2 separate regions of the Homo sapiens genome follow, and region 2 is linked to region 1. The links are chromatin contacts, found by Hi-C or POLR2A ChIA-PET in ENCODE. All regions are on one chromosome and are shown on one strand. The core of a region is the stretch at or near the end of the contact, and the rest is flanking DNA. Distances in the headings are between cores, read along the strand shown.

Evidence for each region. A loop is a pair of places that touch in the nucleus more often than their neighbours do. ChIA-PET counts read pairs that join two places held with the same protein, here RNA polymerase II (POLR2A). Pooled maps may share reads with other maps.
Region 2: POLR2A ChIA-PET joins it to region 1 with 12 read pairs in MCF 10A. The contact joins two enhancer-like sites. A Hi-C loop is called at or near these places in 4 of 50 pooled maps. POLR2A ChIA-PET finds 5 or more read pairs at or near these places in 7 of 52 experiments (A673, AG04450, MCF 10A and 4 more).

Annotation. Positions count from the first base shown.
Region 1 is chr14:35,211,448-35,218,783 of GRCh38, reverse strand. The region is part of intron 5 of PRORP (protein only RNase P catalytic subunit); the gene reads right to left. The region is part of intron 5 of PRORP-PSMA6 (PRORP-PSMA6 readthrough); the gene reads right to left. Among named protein-coding and RNA genes, the nearest start is that of PSMA6, 77 kb to the left of the region's middle. Within about 2 kb of position 4,688, at least 4 of the 41 ENCODE cell types and tissues checked have a DNase peak (open chromatin) inside an H3K27ac peak, as active enhancers do.
Region 2 is chr14:35,372,047-35,378,818 of GRCh38, reverse strand. No RefSeq gene overlaps it. Among named protein-coding and RNA genes, the nearest start is that of NFKBIA, 29 kb to the left of the region's middle. RefSeq lists an enhancer at 1,942-2,236. Within about 2 kb of position 4,323, at least 15 of the 41 ENCODE cell types and tissues checked have a DNase peak (open chromatin) inside an H3K27ac peak, as active enhancers do.

The DNA.
Region 1 (7,336 bases), core at 3,439-5,938:
GAGGCGAAGGTGGGCGGATCACTTGAGGTCAGGAGTTCAAGACCAGCCTGGTCAACATGGTGAAACCCCGTCTCTACTAAACATACAAAAATTGGCTAGGCGTGGTGGTGGCACCTGTAATCCAAACTACTCGGGAGGCTGAGGCAGGAGAATGGCTTAAACTCAGGAGGCGGAAGTTGCAGTGAGCTGAGATCGCGCCGCTGCATTCTAGCCTGGGCAACAGAGCAAGACTCTGTCTCAACAAAAAAAAAAAAAAAAAAAAAAGTACAATCAGTGTTCTGTTGTGTTTTGTTGTTGGTTTTTTTTTTTTTTTTTTCTTTTTTTAGACAGGATCTTGCTCTGTTGCCCAGGCTACTATGCAGTGGCACAAGAACAGCTTACTGCAGCCTTGACCTCCTGGGCTCAAGTGATCCTCCCACCTCAGCATCCATAATAGCTGGGACTACAAGTGCACACCACCACACCCAGCCAATTTTTTAATTTTTTTGTAGAGACAGGGTCTTACTATGTTGCCCAGGCTGGTCTCGAACTCCTAGGCTCAAGTGATCCTCCCACCTCGGCTTCCCAAAGTACTGAGATTACATGCATGAGCCACCATGCCCAGCTCTATTGTGTTTCTTGTTTTTTAGCTTGACAGGAGGGTGTCAGGGATTTCCTGGCTTACAGAAATGATATGAATTTGCAGAAGAAACTAAAACTGTTAACAAACATTTGAAAAAAGTTAGCCCCATTATTTATTTTTTAAATGCAAATTAAAACAACATACCTCAGATTTAATGTAACTTCTATCAAAATCTCTGCTGGCTTCTTTGTAGAAATTGACAAACTGATTCTAAAATTCACATGGAAATTCAAGGGACCAAGAATAGCCAAAACAACTTAGAAAAGGAACAAAATTGGAGGGCCCACACTTTCTGACTTCAAAACTTGCTAGAAAGCTACACTAATTAAGACTGTGTGGTACTGGCATAAAGACAGACAAACAGATCAATGGAATAAAATTGAGAGTCCAGAAATAAACCTTCACATTTATGGTGAATTCATTTTTAAGAAGGGTACCAAGATAATTCAAGTAGGAGAAAAATAGTCTTTTCAACAAATAGTGCCAGGACAACTAGATATCCATATACCAAAAAGTGAAGTTGGACTCATACCAAGTACAAAAATCAACTCAAAGAGAAAAAAAACCTAAATGTAAAACTATAAAACTCCTAGAAAAAAAGATGTAAATCATTGTTACTTTGGATTAAACAATGGTTTCTTTTCTTTTTTTTTTTTTTTTTGAGACAGAGTCTTGCTCTGTCACCCAGGCCGGAGTGCAGTGACACAATCTTGGTTCACTTCAACCTTTGCCTCCCAGGTTCAAGTGATTCTCCTGCCTTAGCCTCCCAAATAGCTGGGATTACAGGTGCCTGCCACCACGCCAGGTTAATTTTTGTATTTTCAGTAGAGATGGGGTTTCACCATGTTGGCAAGGCTGGTCTAGAACTCCTGACCTCAGGTGATCTGCCCACCTTGGCCTCCCAAAGTGCTGGGATTACAGGCGTGAGCCACTGCGCCCACCCTAGACAATGGTTTCTTAAGGTACAAAACCAAAAAGACAAGTTATGAAAGAAAAAAAATAGATTGGACATCATCACAATTAAAAACTTTTGTGCTTCAAAAGTCATCTTCAAGAAAGTGAAGCCAAAAACAGAATGGGGGGAAAATTTTGCAAATATATATCTGAGAAGGACCTAATATCCAAAATGCATAAAGAACTCTTACAATTCAATAATAAAAGAAAATCAATCCAATTTTAAAATAGGCAAAGGATCTGAATGGACATTTCTCCATAGACTATACACAAATGGCTAATAAGCATATTAAAAGATGCTCAACATCATTAGCCATCAGAGAAACACGAGTCAAAAATCACTTACGATACCACTTCACACCTATTAGTACGACTATAATAAAAAAGACAGTTAACAACAAGTGCTAGCAAGGATATGGAGAAATTAGATCCTTTATATACTGCTGGTGAGAATGTAGAATGGTACAGCCCTTTGGAGAAAAAAGTCTGACAGTTTCTCAAAAACCTAATAGAAGAATTACTATATGAACTGACAATTCTACTCCTACATATATACTAAAGAGAAATAAAAACACATGTCAACACAAAAACAGGCACAAAAATGTTCATACAGTAGTATTATTCATGATAGCCAAAAAGTAGGAACAACTCAACTGATGAATGGATAAATAAAATGTGATATACCAGTGTGGACAACCTAGTGAGACCTCATCTCTACTAAAAATAAAAAAATTAGCCAGGTGTGGTGGCACGTGCCTCTGGTCCCAGCTACTTGGGGGCTGAGGCGGGAGGATTGCTTGAGCCCAGGAGGTTGAGAATGCAGTGGGCTGTGATCATGCCACTCTATTCCAGCCTGGGCAACAGAACAAGACCTTGTCAAAACAACAACAACAACAAAAAAAACCCAGAAAGGAAAAAGACAAAAACAAATAAAATGACACACACGCACACATAATTTATATATTTTCTCAATTTTATGGGAAGAAGTTGAATAAGAGTGAAAATACATCAAAATGTTAAAACTATCTCTCTCTCTCCTTCTCTCTCTCTAATATAAATGTATTATATAAATATATTATATATTATATATAAATATAAATATATACATATATGTAATTTATATTTAAAGCTAGAGTCTTACGGTTGGGTGCGGTGGCTCATGCCTATAATCCCAGCACTTTGGGAGGCCGAGGCAGGTGGATCATTTGAGGTCAGGAGTTCAAGACCAGGCTGGCCAACGTGGTGAAACCCGGTCTCTACTAAAAATACAAAAATTAGCCAGGCGTGGTGGTGGGCACCTGTAATCCAAACTACTCAGGAGGCTGAGGCAGGAGAATTGCTTGAACCCAGGAGGTGGAGGCTGTGGTGAGCCGAGATCATGCCACTGCATTCTAGTCTGGGCGACAGGGTGAGACCCTGTCCCCCCAAGAAAAAAAAAAAGAGAGATAGAGTCTTACTCTGTCACCTGGGCTGGAGTGCAGTGGTGAAATAATTGCTCAATCATAGCTCACTGAAACCTGGAATTCCTGGGCTCAAGCAATCCTTCCGCCTCCAAGCCAACAAAACAGCTAGGACTATAGGCAGACGCCACCATTCCCAGATAATTTTTAATTTTTTTTTTTGAGTCACGGTCACTTTGTTGCTTAGGCTGGTTTCAAATTACCAGCCTCAAGTGATCCTCCTGCAGTGCTGGGAGCCACCACATCTGACAAAACTGTCTATATTTGCCTGGTAAAATTATGTGTATTTTTTATTTTTTTCTTTGAAACTTACTTAAGTGTCAGTAACATCAGGAATTGGTTTATATCGCCTCATCTAAATAAAGGAAGGAATTAGACACTATTTCTCAAAGGTTGGGAGTCTGAAGACACAAAATTAAGCTGAGATTCTACCATTGTTCAGTTCCTTTCAAGAAGATGCTAAAGTACTGAGAAATACCACAGCACCCTCTTTTGGAAGAAATGCATTGTTCTTCACAGGCAACCTGCTTGAATCATTAAGTTTTTAGAGCTGAAAGAATCTTTAGAGAATATTAAGTCTGGTCTCCTCATTATCTCCTTATAAATAAGGAAACTGGGGTTTGAACAGGAAAAGAGACCACCGAAGATCATAAAAGGAGGTAGCAACAGAGCTGAGAATGAAGCCCCACATCAAATCCTAACCAGAGCTTATTTTTCTGATCTTGCCATTCTTTATTCAATAAATATTTTAAGGTTAAAAAAAAATGCTTTCCCAATCCTCAGAAAGTCTGAAGGCCTATACTCAAAAGGCACTCAAGACACCCACCTTTGTTTTGTTTTGAGATGGGAGTCTCGCTCTGTCGCCCAGGCTGGAGTGCAGTGGCACGATCTCGGCTCACTGAAACCTCTGCCTCCTGGGTTCAAGCGATTCTCTTGCCTCAGCCACCCAAGTAGCTGGGATTACAGGTGTGCACCACCACACCCAGATAATTTTTGTATTTTTAGTAGAGATGCAGTTTCGCCATGTTGGCCAGGCTGGTCTCGAACTCCTGGCCTCAGATGATCCACCCACCTCAGCCTCACAAAGTGTTGAGATTATAGGCGTGAGCCACCACACCCGGCCCCAGCTTTGTTTTGGGGTGCCAGGAACCACACCCATGTAAGATGGAGAAAAGTCTTATTTTAGAAAAACATGTCCATTCTTGCCCTGCTGCTTAAGAAGTCAGAGTAATAGATAACTTATATAACCACACAACCTCTGCATTTGTCTACTAATAATACATCTTTTTAAGATGCAACAGAAGATAAGCATATAAATCATTCCATTTAACTTCAGAAAACAAAATCGTAATATGAGAATACACTCAATATTTGTTTGGGGCTTCTGACCACATAATTGACCTAATGTACTGGGATATTATTCTAAACTCCTACAATTTCATTATTTAGGCTGGTTTACAAATGGCTACCCATAAAAAATACAACTCTTCTTCAAAAATAATACAGGGCTTGTCATTTCAGCTTTTCTCATTCTCCTGCTCCTAGATCTGAGAAGTACCCTTGCTTCCCAGACAGTATTCTTTGAAAGAACATGCTGTTTTCCTCTTATTTGAAGGATGACTCACTAAAATAAACAAATGAACATTCTGACAAGTGATGAATAAAGAATGTGTGGCTTTTATCATCATCACCATTAACAGTCTTTAAAGTGTACTAAGCAGATGCACAGGGAATATGATACAGGTATACATTATTTTATTGCACATTACTTTACAGATATTCATTTTTTACAAATTGAAGATTGGTGGCAGTCCTGTGTTTAGCAAGTCTATTAGTACCATTTTTCCAACAGCACTTCTTGTCTTTATGTCACATTTTGGTACTTCTCACAATATTTCCAATTTTTCATTATTATTATATCTGTCATAGTGATCTGTGATCTTGGATGTTACTACTGTAATTGTTTTGGGGTGCCATGAACCACACTCACGTAAGATGGAGAATCTAATCGATAAATGTTGTGTGTGTTCTGACTGCTCCACCCATCAGCTGTTCTTCCATCTCTCTCCCTCTCTTCCCTTTCCCCAAGACATAATAATATCAAAATTAGGCCAATTAACCCTGTGATGACCACTAAGTGTTCAAAAGTGAAAGGAAGAGTTGCACATTTCCTACCTTAAATAAAAATCTACAGATGATTAGTGAGGAGGGCATGTTGAAAGCCAAGACAGGTCAAAAGCTAGGCCTTTTGTGCCAGTTACCCAAGTTGTGTATGCAAAGAAAAAGGTTTTTTTCCTTTATTTTTATTTTATTTTTTTTAAGGAGACAGGATCTCACTCTGCAGACTGGAGTGCAGTTGTGCAATCACAGCTCACTGCAGCCTTGAACTCCTGGGCTGAAGTGATCCTCCCACCAGCTTTCCAAGCTAGGACTATAGGAATGAGCCACCGTGCCCAACCAGGAAAAGTTCTTGAAGGAAATTTAAAGTGTTATGCCAGTGAACACGCAAACGATAAAGAAAGCAAAACAGCCTATTGCTGAGATGAAGTTTTTGTGGCCTGGGTAGAAGACAAAACCAGCCACAACATGCCCTTACACCAAAACGTAATCCAGAGCAAGGCCCTAAACTCTCTTCAATTCTATGAAGTTTGAGAGAGGCAAGAAAGCTGCAGAAGAAAAGCTGGAAGTTGGCAGAGGTTGGCTCATGAGGTTTAAAGAAAGTAGGCATCTCCATGACATAAAAGTGTAAGACGAAGTAGCAAGTGCTGATGGAGAAGCTGCAGTGAGTTATTCCGAAGACCTAGCTAAGATCATTGATAAAGGTGGCTATACTAAACAACAGATTGGCAATGGAGACAAAAAAGCCTTCTATTAGAAGATGCCATCTAGGACTTTCATAACTAGAGAAGAGAAGTCAATGCCTGGCTTCAAAGCTTCAAAGGAGAGGCTGACTCTCTTGTAAGGGCTAATGTAGCTGTTGTCTTTAAGTTGAAGCCAATGCTCACTCACCAGTCCAAAAATCCTAGGGCCCTTAAGAATTATGCTAAATCTACCCTGCCTGTGCTTTATCAACGGAACAACAAAGCCTGGATGATGGCACATCTGTTTCCAGCATGATTTACTGAGTATTTTAAGCCCAGAAAATGAGCTCAGAAAGATTCCTTTCAAAATATTACTGTTCATTGACAATGCACCTAGTCACCCAAGAGCTCTTATGGAGATATACAAGGAGATGAATGCTGTTTTCATGCCTGTGAACACAACATCCATTCTGAAGCCCATAGCTCAAGGAGTAATTTACACTTTCAAATCTTATTATTTCAGAAATACATTTCATAAGGCTATAGCTGCCATAGTGACTCCTCTGATGGATCTAAGCAAAATCAATTGAAAACTTTCTGGAAAAGAGTCACTATTCCACATGCCAGCAAGAACATTCATGATTCATGGGAGGAGGTCAAAATACCAATAGTAACAGGAGTTTGGAAGGTGTGGATTCCAATACTCATGGATGGCTTGGTGGGATTAAAAAATTCAGTGGAGGAAGTTGCTGCAGATGTGGAAACAGCAAGAGAACTAGAATTAGAAGGGGAGCCTGAAGATGGGACTGAATTGCTGTAACCTCATAATAAAACTTGAACCTATGAGGAGTTGCTTGTTATGGAGAAACAAAGAAAATGGTTTCTTGAGACAGAATCAAAATGTACTCCTGAAGAAGATGCTGTGAACGTTGTTGAAATGATAACAAAGGATATGGAATATTCCATAAGTTTAGTTGATACAGCAAGTGAAAGGGTTTAAGAGGATTGACTCTGACTATCAAAGAAGTCCTACTATGGGTAAAATGCTATCAAACAGCATTGCGTGCTACAGAGAAATCTTTTGTGAAAGGAAGAGTCAATCAATGCAGCAAATTTCATTGTTATCTTTAAGAAATCGCCACAGCCACCCCAACTGTCAGCAACAACCACCCTATCAGCAGCCATCAACACTGAGGCCAAGATCCTCCAAGAAAAAAATATTAGGATGCCCTGAAGGCTCAGATGATTTAAGCATTTTTTAGCAATAAAGTATTTTAAAATTTAGGTATGTGCATTATTTTTAGACATAATGTTATTGCATACATAATAGACTACAGTATAGTATAAACGTAACTTTTATATGCACTGGGAGACCAAAAAACTTGTGTGACTTTTTATTGCAGTGGTTTGGAACCAAACTTGCAATATCTCTGCAGTATACGTATATTTCTTCTTGGCTGATAGTTATCTGTCTATTGATGAAGCTGTAAAAACAAGAA
Region 2 (6,772 bases), core at 3,074-5,573, 160 kb before region 1:
TTTTACACGTAAGTCCAATCCATCTGGAGTTTATTCTGTTGGGGTGGATCTAGGAACTGTTTGGAAATTTGCAACAAGAAATATATTTATAGTCCCTGGCCCATTTTAGAGGCCATATCTTCAAGGAAATAATCCAACATAAAAGACCTGCAAAGATTTTCATAGCAACACTATTTACAATAGCAACAGTTTGGAAAGCCCGTATACCCACCATTAGGGGGAGAGTTAAGCAAACACAGAGTAGGAGAAAGAAGGGTGTCTATGATGCTTTTTCTTTTTCTTTTCTTTCTTTTTCTTTTTTTTAAGAGACAGAGTCTTGCTCTGTTGCCCTGGCTGGAGTGCAGTGGTGTGATCATAGCTCACCGCAGCCTGGAACTCCTGGGTTCAAGTGATTCTTCCACCTCAGCCTCTTCAGTAGCTGGGACTACAGGTGCATGCCACCACGCTTGGCTACTTTTTTTTTTTTTTTTTTTTGAGACAGAGTTTCACTCTTGTTGCCCAGGCTGGAGGGCAATGGTGCTATTTCAGCTCACTGCAACCTCCATCACCTGGGTTTAAGTGATTCTCCTGCTTCGGCCTCCCGAGAAGCTGGGATTACAGGTGCCTGCCACCACACCTGGCCAATTTTTTGTATTTTTAGTAGAGATGGGATTTCATTATGTTGGCCAGGCTGGTCTTGAACTCCCGACCTCAGGTGATCCACTCACCTCGGCCCCCCAAAGTGCTGGGATTACAGGTGTGAGCCACCCCTCCCGACCAACTAAATGTTTTTAAATAGAGATAGGGTCTCCTGTATTGCCCAGGCTGGTTTCAAACTCCTGGCCTCAAGTGATTTTCCCATCTTGGTCTCCCGAAGTGCTGGGATCGCAGGTGGATTACAGACATGAATATAAAATGTACGTACTCTATGCTTACACTTATATAAAATCATACAGGACTATGACCACAGAATTGGGACAAAGACACAAGTGGCAGGCTTGTAAGAAATTACTGACTGCTGCTGCAGGGCAGGTGGGTGGCTCTCTCCTTTGAGGGTGTTCAGAGAGGGAATCTGAGCTGGACGAGGTGGCATGATCCTGTAGTCCCAGCTACTTGAGAGGCCGAGGTGGGAGAATCCTTTGAGCCCAGGAGTTCAAGACCAGCCTGGGCAACGTAGAGAGACTTCAACTCTTTAAAACAACAACAAACAAACAAAAACAAAGAGAATCTGGAGAAGTGAGAGGTGCCCCTGGGTGAATTATTTTCCCTTTATATTTATTTGTTTGTGTGTTTGAGACAGAGTCTCATTCTGTTGCCCAGGCTGGAGTGCAGTGGTGTGATCACGGCCCACCACAGCCTCGACCTCCTGGGCTCAAATGATCCACCTGACTCAGCTTCCTGAGTAGCTAGGACTATAGGCACACTATGCTTGGCTAATTTTTGCATTTTTTTAAAAAAAGAGACGGGGTTTCGCCATGTTGCCCAGGCTGATCTTGAACTCCTGGGCTCAAGCAGTCGTCCCACTTCAGCCTCCCAAAGTGCTGGGATTACAGGTGTGAGCCACGGCAACCAGTCCAATTTCCCCTTTTATTTAAATTCTATTAATATCAGCAAAAGATTTGTTGCATTAATTCAGTAGCCTCCTGACAATTACAACAGGTATGTTTCAAGACCTTTGCTACTTTCCAAATTTGCACATAAGGAAATGTTCCTGCAGCTCCTCACTCCCTAAATCATCATATCTTCATAGAGAGCCCCTCTGTATCTTGTCCTTATTCTTGCTTCTTTTCAGCCATCACTAGTTTTGCTTTGTTTTGTTTTGTTTTTGAGACAGAGTCTCACTCTGTCACCCCGGTTGGAGTGCAGTGGCACGATCTCGGCTCACTGCAACTTCCGCCTCCTGGGTTCCAGAGATTCTCCTGCCTCAGCCTCCCAAGTAGCTGGGATTACAGGCATGAACCACCAAGCCTGGCTAATTTTTTTGTATTTTTAGTAGAGACATGGTTTCACCAGGTTGGTCAGGCTGGCCTTGGCCATGTGACTGGCTTTGGCCAATGGGACTCTTCGGAGGCATGACACAAGATGAGCCTTGATAAGCGCTTGCACCTTATGTCTGTTCTCTCAGATCACTCCCTCCAAGCCTGGTTGCCATGCAGTAAGGAAGTCCTGGCTAGCCAGCACAGGAAGAAGGACAGAGCTCCCAGCTCAGTGCAGGCACATGAGCAATACTCGTGAAGCCAAAGAACCTCCCTGCCAACGCACAGGATCATGAGAAACAATCAAGGTTGTTTTAAGCCACTGAGTTTTTGGCTGGTTTATTACACAGCAATAGGTAACTGAAACACATGGGAATGTGGACGCAGTAGGATGCTAAGGCAGAAATTAAAATACAAAGGAAGATGTTCATCGTAATCGAGACTTTGTAAAATGCATGCCTATACCACAAACCAGGATTAGAAGCTACTTTAAAATTAAATAAAGTGCCTGCTGCTCATTGGGTTACTTTTTAAAGTATATATTTCTTTAAAAGTGCTGTAAGAAACTTCAAAAAGCCAGTCATAGCTCCTGCTATCAAGAACTTCCAGTCATTGGGAAAAGTAATGCCAGGGAGCTCTTAAGAACAGTGCTGGTGACTCCCAGCCCAGAGAGGGACTGCCTGGATAGGAGAGGTTCTGGGGCTAGCGGAAGGCCAGTGCAGCTTGCAGGAGAAGCAACCTATATGTTCTTTTTATTGAAAAGTGTCTCTCCATAAGGAAGGAGCTCCACCATCGAACAGAATGAATGTGTGTGTGTGTGTGTGTGTGTGTGTGTGCGCGCGCGTGTGACTCTATCCTCGGGAAAGCCCCCAGTCCTGAGCCTGGTGGTTGAGACAGGACTGGGCTCTGCCTCCAGGCTCACAGGGCCTTTTTGGGACCCAGTGACAAGTCTTGAACTCTCAGCTCTTCAAGTCAGCTTCAGACCAAACCATGCTGGGCTTGCCCTCAGCAAGTGGGTGACACGATATGACATGCAGTGCTGGATGTTCTGCAGTTAGTTGAGCTCTCGCTGGCTGAAATATACCATATGTGAGCTGTGCGTGAAATTAGGAAAATTACAGCATTGGTAAGGAAGGCATGACATCTGGGAAAGTACCTTTTTTTTTTTTTTTTTTTTGAGATGAAGTGTTGCTCTTTGTTCCCCAGGCTGGAGTGCAATGACATGATCTCCACTCAGTGCAACCTCTGCCTTCCAGGTTCAAGTGATTCTCCTGCCTCAGCCTCCTGAGTAGCTGGGATTACAGGCATGTGCTACCATGCCCAGCTAATTTTTGCATTTTTAATAGAGATGGGGTTTCACCATGTTGGCCAGACTGGTCTCGAATTCCTGACCTCACATGATCCACCTGCCTTGGCCTCTCAAAGTGCTGGGATTACAGGTGTGAGCCACCTCACCCGGCCTGGAAAGTACTTTAAAAAAAAAAAAAAAAACTTGGCCAGGTGTAGTGGCTCACACCTGTAATCCCAGCACATTGGGATGCCGAGGCGGGCAGATCACGAGGTCAAGAGTTCGAGACCAGCCTGGCCAACATGGTGAAACTCCAGCTCTACTAAAAATACAAAAATTAGCTGGGCATGGTGGCGTGCACCTGTAGTCCCAGCTACTTGGGAGGCTGAGGCAAGAGAATCGCTTGAACCCGGGAGGCAGAGGTTGCAGTGAGCCAGGATTGTGCCACTGCCCTCCAGCCTGGCGAGAGAGCAAGACTCCGCCTCAAAAACAAACAAACAAACAAACAAAAAAACCCTTAGGTAATTTGGCAAAACAAGCTACTATAAAGACATTCCATCCTTTCAATTTCTTGACTATAGTGTTCATATACATTTTATATACATTTATAAGCTCAAATGAATATTAATAATATCAATATTAAATTAATAATGAATATTAATAAAAAACTAGGATGCCATTGATCATGCTGTGTGCGAAAGTTTGGCTGGGATTTTATGACCTATTTAGAGGCAAATTTTCTGTTAGCACTATTGTGTCTGGTTCATGAGATGAACTAATAGTTATTTCCTGGTGTTTCAGGTAGCCCTGGCTACCTGGCCCCAGCTAGTCTGCCATCCTCTCGCAGAAGCACATCATGTAATTCAGCCATTCCAGACCCAATCACTTCTGAAAAAGTGGGAGCACTGTTTCTGCCAACCCAGAGTCTTTTGTAACTGAGCCCGGGTCTCCTGCAGAGAGAGTTACGCAGGGAGATCTTGGTTCGATCTGACTCTTTAAAGGGAAGAACACTGTGTTTGCGACACTTCTGGTCCTCCTTGTGAAATGAAGTGCTGAGTCACCTCTATGAGGAATTCCTGTAATGAGCTTCCTAGATTTCCCAAGCCTCCTTTTATATTCATTTTTCCTTGATTAAGAAATGAGTGCAGGCCGGGTGTGTTGGCTCATGCCTGTAATCCTAGCACTTCGGGAGGCCAAGGAGGGAGGATCACTTGAGCTCAAGTGTTCGAAACCAGCCTGGGTCACATGGTGAAACCCCATCTCTACAAAAAATACAAAAGAATTAAAAGAATTAGCTGGGTGTGGTGGTACATGACTGTAGTCCCAGCTACTTGGGAGGCTGATGCAGGAGAATTGCTTGAACCTGGGAGATAGAGGCTGCAGTGAGCTGAGATTGTGCCACCGCACTCCAGCCTGGGTGACAGAGCGAGACCCTGTCTCAAAAAAAAAAAAAAAATGGTAGCCTAGTCAATATCACAGAAGGTAGGGAGACATAGGTGTTAACAGCTGGGACTCCTTCAGGTGCAGCACAGGGGGCTTTGAAACAGAACCTGTCTCTTTCTCTCTCTCTCTCTTTTTTTTTTTTTTTCTTGAGACGGAGTTTCACTCTTGTTGCCCAGGCTGGAGTGCAGTGGCACGATCTCAGCTCACTGCAACCTACACCTCCCAGGTTCAAGCAATTCTCCTGCCTCAGCCTCCTGAGTAGCTGGGATCACAGGCACGTGCCATCACGCCCGGCTAATTTTTGTATTTTTAGTAGAAATGGGGTTTCACCGTATTGGCCAGGCTGGTCTCGAACTCCTGGTCTCAGGTGATCCACCTGCCTCAGCTTCCCAAAGTGCTGGGATTATAGGCGTGAGCCACCGCGCCTGTCCTCTATCTCTTTCTTTTTTCTTTTTTTTTTTTTGAGACAGAGTCTCACTCTGTCACCCAGGCTGGAGTGCAATGGCACAATCTCTGCTCACTGCAACCTCCGCCTTCCGGGTTCAAGCGATTCTCCTGCCTCAGCCTCCTGAGTAGCTGGGATTACAGGCGCACACCACCACGCCTGGCTAATTTTTGTAATTTTGGTAGAGCCGGAGTTTCACCATGTTGGTCAGGCTGGTCTCGAACTCCTGACCTCGTGATCCACCCACCTCGTGATCTGCCTGCCTCAGCCTCCCAAAGTGCTAGGATTACAGACATGAGTCACCGCGCCTGGCCTCTCTCCCTCCCTCCCTTTTCTTTTCTTTTCTTTTCTTTTCTTTCTCTTTCTTTCTTTCTTTCTCTTTCTTTCTTTCTTCCTTCCTTCCTTTCTTTCTTTTTCTTTCTCTTTCTCTCTTTCTCTTTCTTTTTTCTTCTTTTTCTTTTTTTTTTTTTTTAGATATGAGGTCTACACTATGTTGCCCAGGCTGGTCTTGAACTCTTGGGCTCAAGCAATCCTCCTGCCTGTGCCTCCCAAAATTCTGGGATTACAGGCATGAGCCACCACACCTGGTCCAGAACCTGCCCTTTCTATTTGCTAAAGGCTCCATTCATAGACGCAGGAAAGACTGCTGGCCAGGACCCTTCCCTGGGAAAAGAGGGGCCAGCTGCATACACAGTGTTGACTTTCTGCCCAAATGGTCTGCTTCAAAAGTCCACTTTGTCTCAATGGGAACTTTTAGTTCTGACTGCTCAGTGCCCCAGGCCTCTGATATCCTGATGAGGGGAAGGCACTAGTTACTACTGTTTCTGGCTTGCTAGTCCTGCACCTTGGCTTGCCTTCCAGCCTCATTGTTTTTGTTTTGTTTGAGACAGGGTCACACGCCATCTCCCAGGCTGGAGTGCAGTGGTGCAATCATGTCTCACTGTGGCAGCCTCAACCTTGCAGGCTCAAGCAATTATCCTATCTCAGCCTCCTGAGTAGCTGGGACTACAGGTGCATGCCACCACACCTGGCATTGTAGACACAGGGTCCCACTATGTTGCCCAGGCTGGTCTAGAACTCCTTGGCTCAAGCAATCCTCCTGCCTTTGCCTCCCAAAGTGCTGGGATTACAGGTGTGAGCCACCGTGTCCTGGCCCAGCCTCATTGTTGTGCAGTCTGAACAACCAAGCTCCTGGTGAGAATTCCATGACCCACCCTCCAGCAGGCAGCAACAGGGGTGGGCCCAGGGTCCAGCTGGACGCATTCCTTATGGTCTCCTCTTGCCCACTGGCAGCCAAGGATCTGGTCTGAGCAAGGCCTTCTAACAGTTCACTGTTGGAGTCCTCACTGTGAATAACCAAGAAAAACTTCCTTGCTCTTGGGGCCCGGTTTGCCTGGGCAGGCTTTGTGAGTCCCTGCTCAGAGGACCTCCTGATACTCCATCAAGGGAGGGAGGCCACCATGGAGTCACTTCTGGGAAGGCAATAGAACGCAGTGGTTCATGGTGGCCTCCTGGCCTCACTGCCTGCCAACTGTGGGACCTTGAGCACATCTCCTAACCTTTCTGTGCCTCAATTTGCTTACCTTTCAATTGAAGGATTTTGTAGTTCCTACCTGTGGTATGGAAAGAAGTAACCCAAAC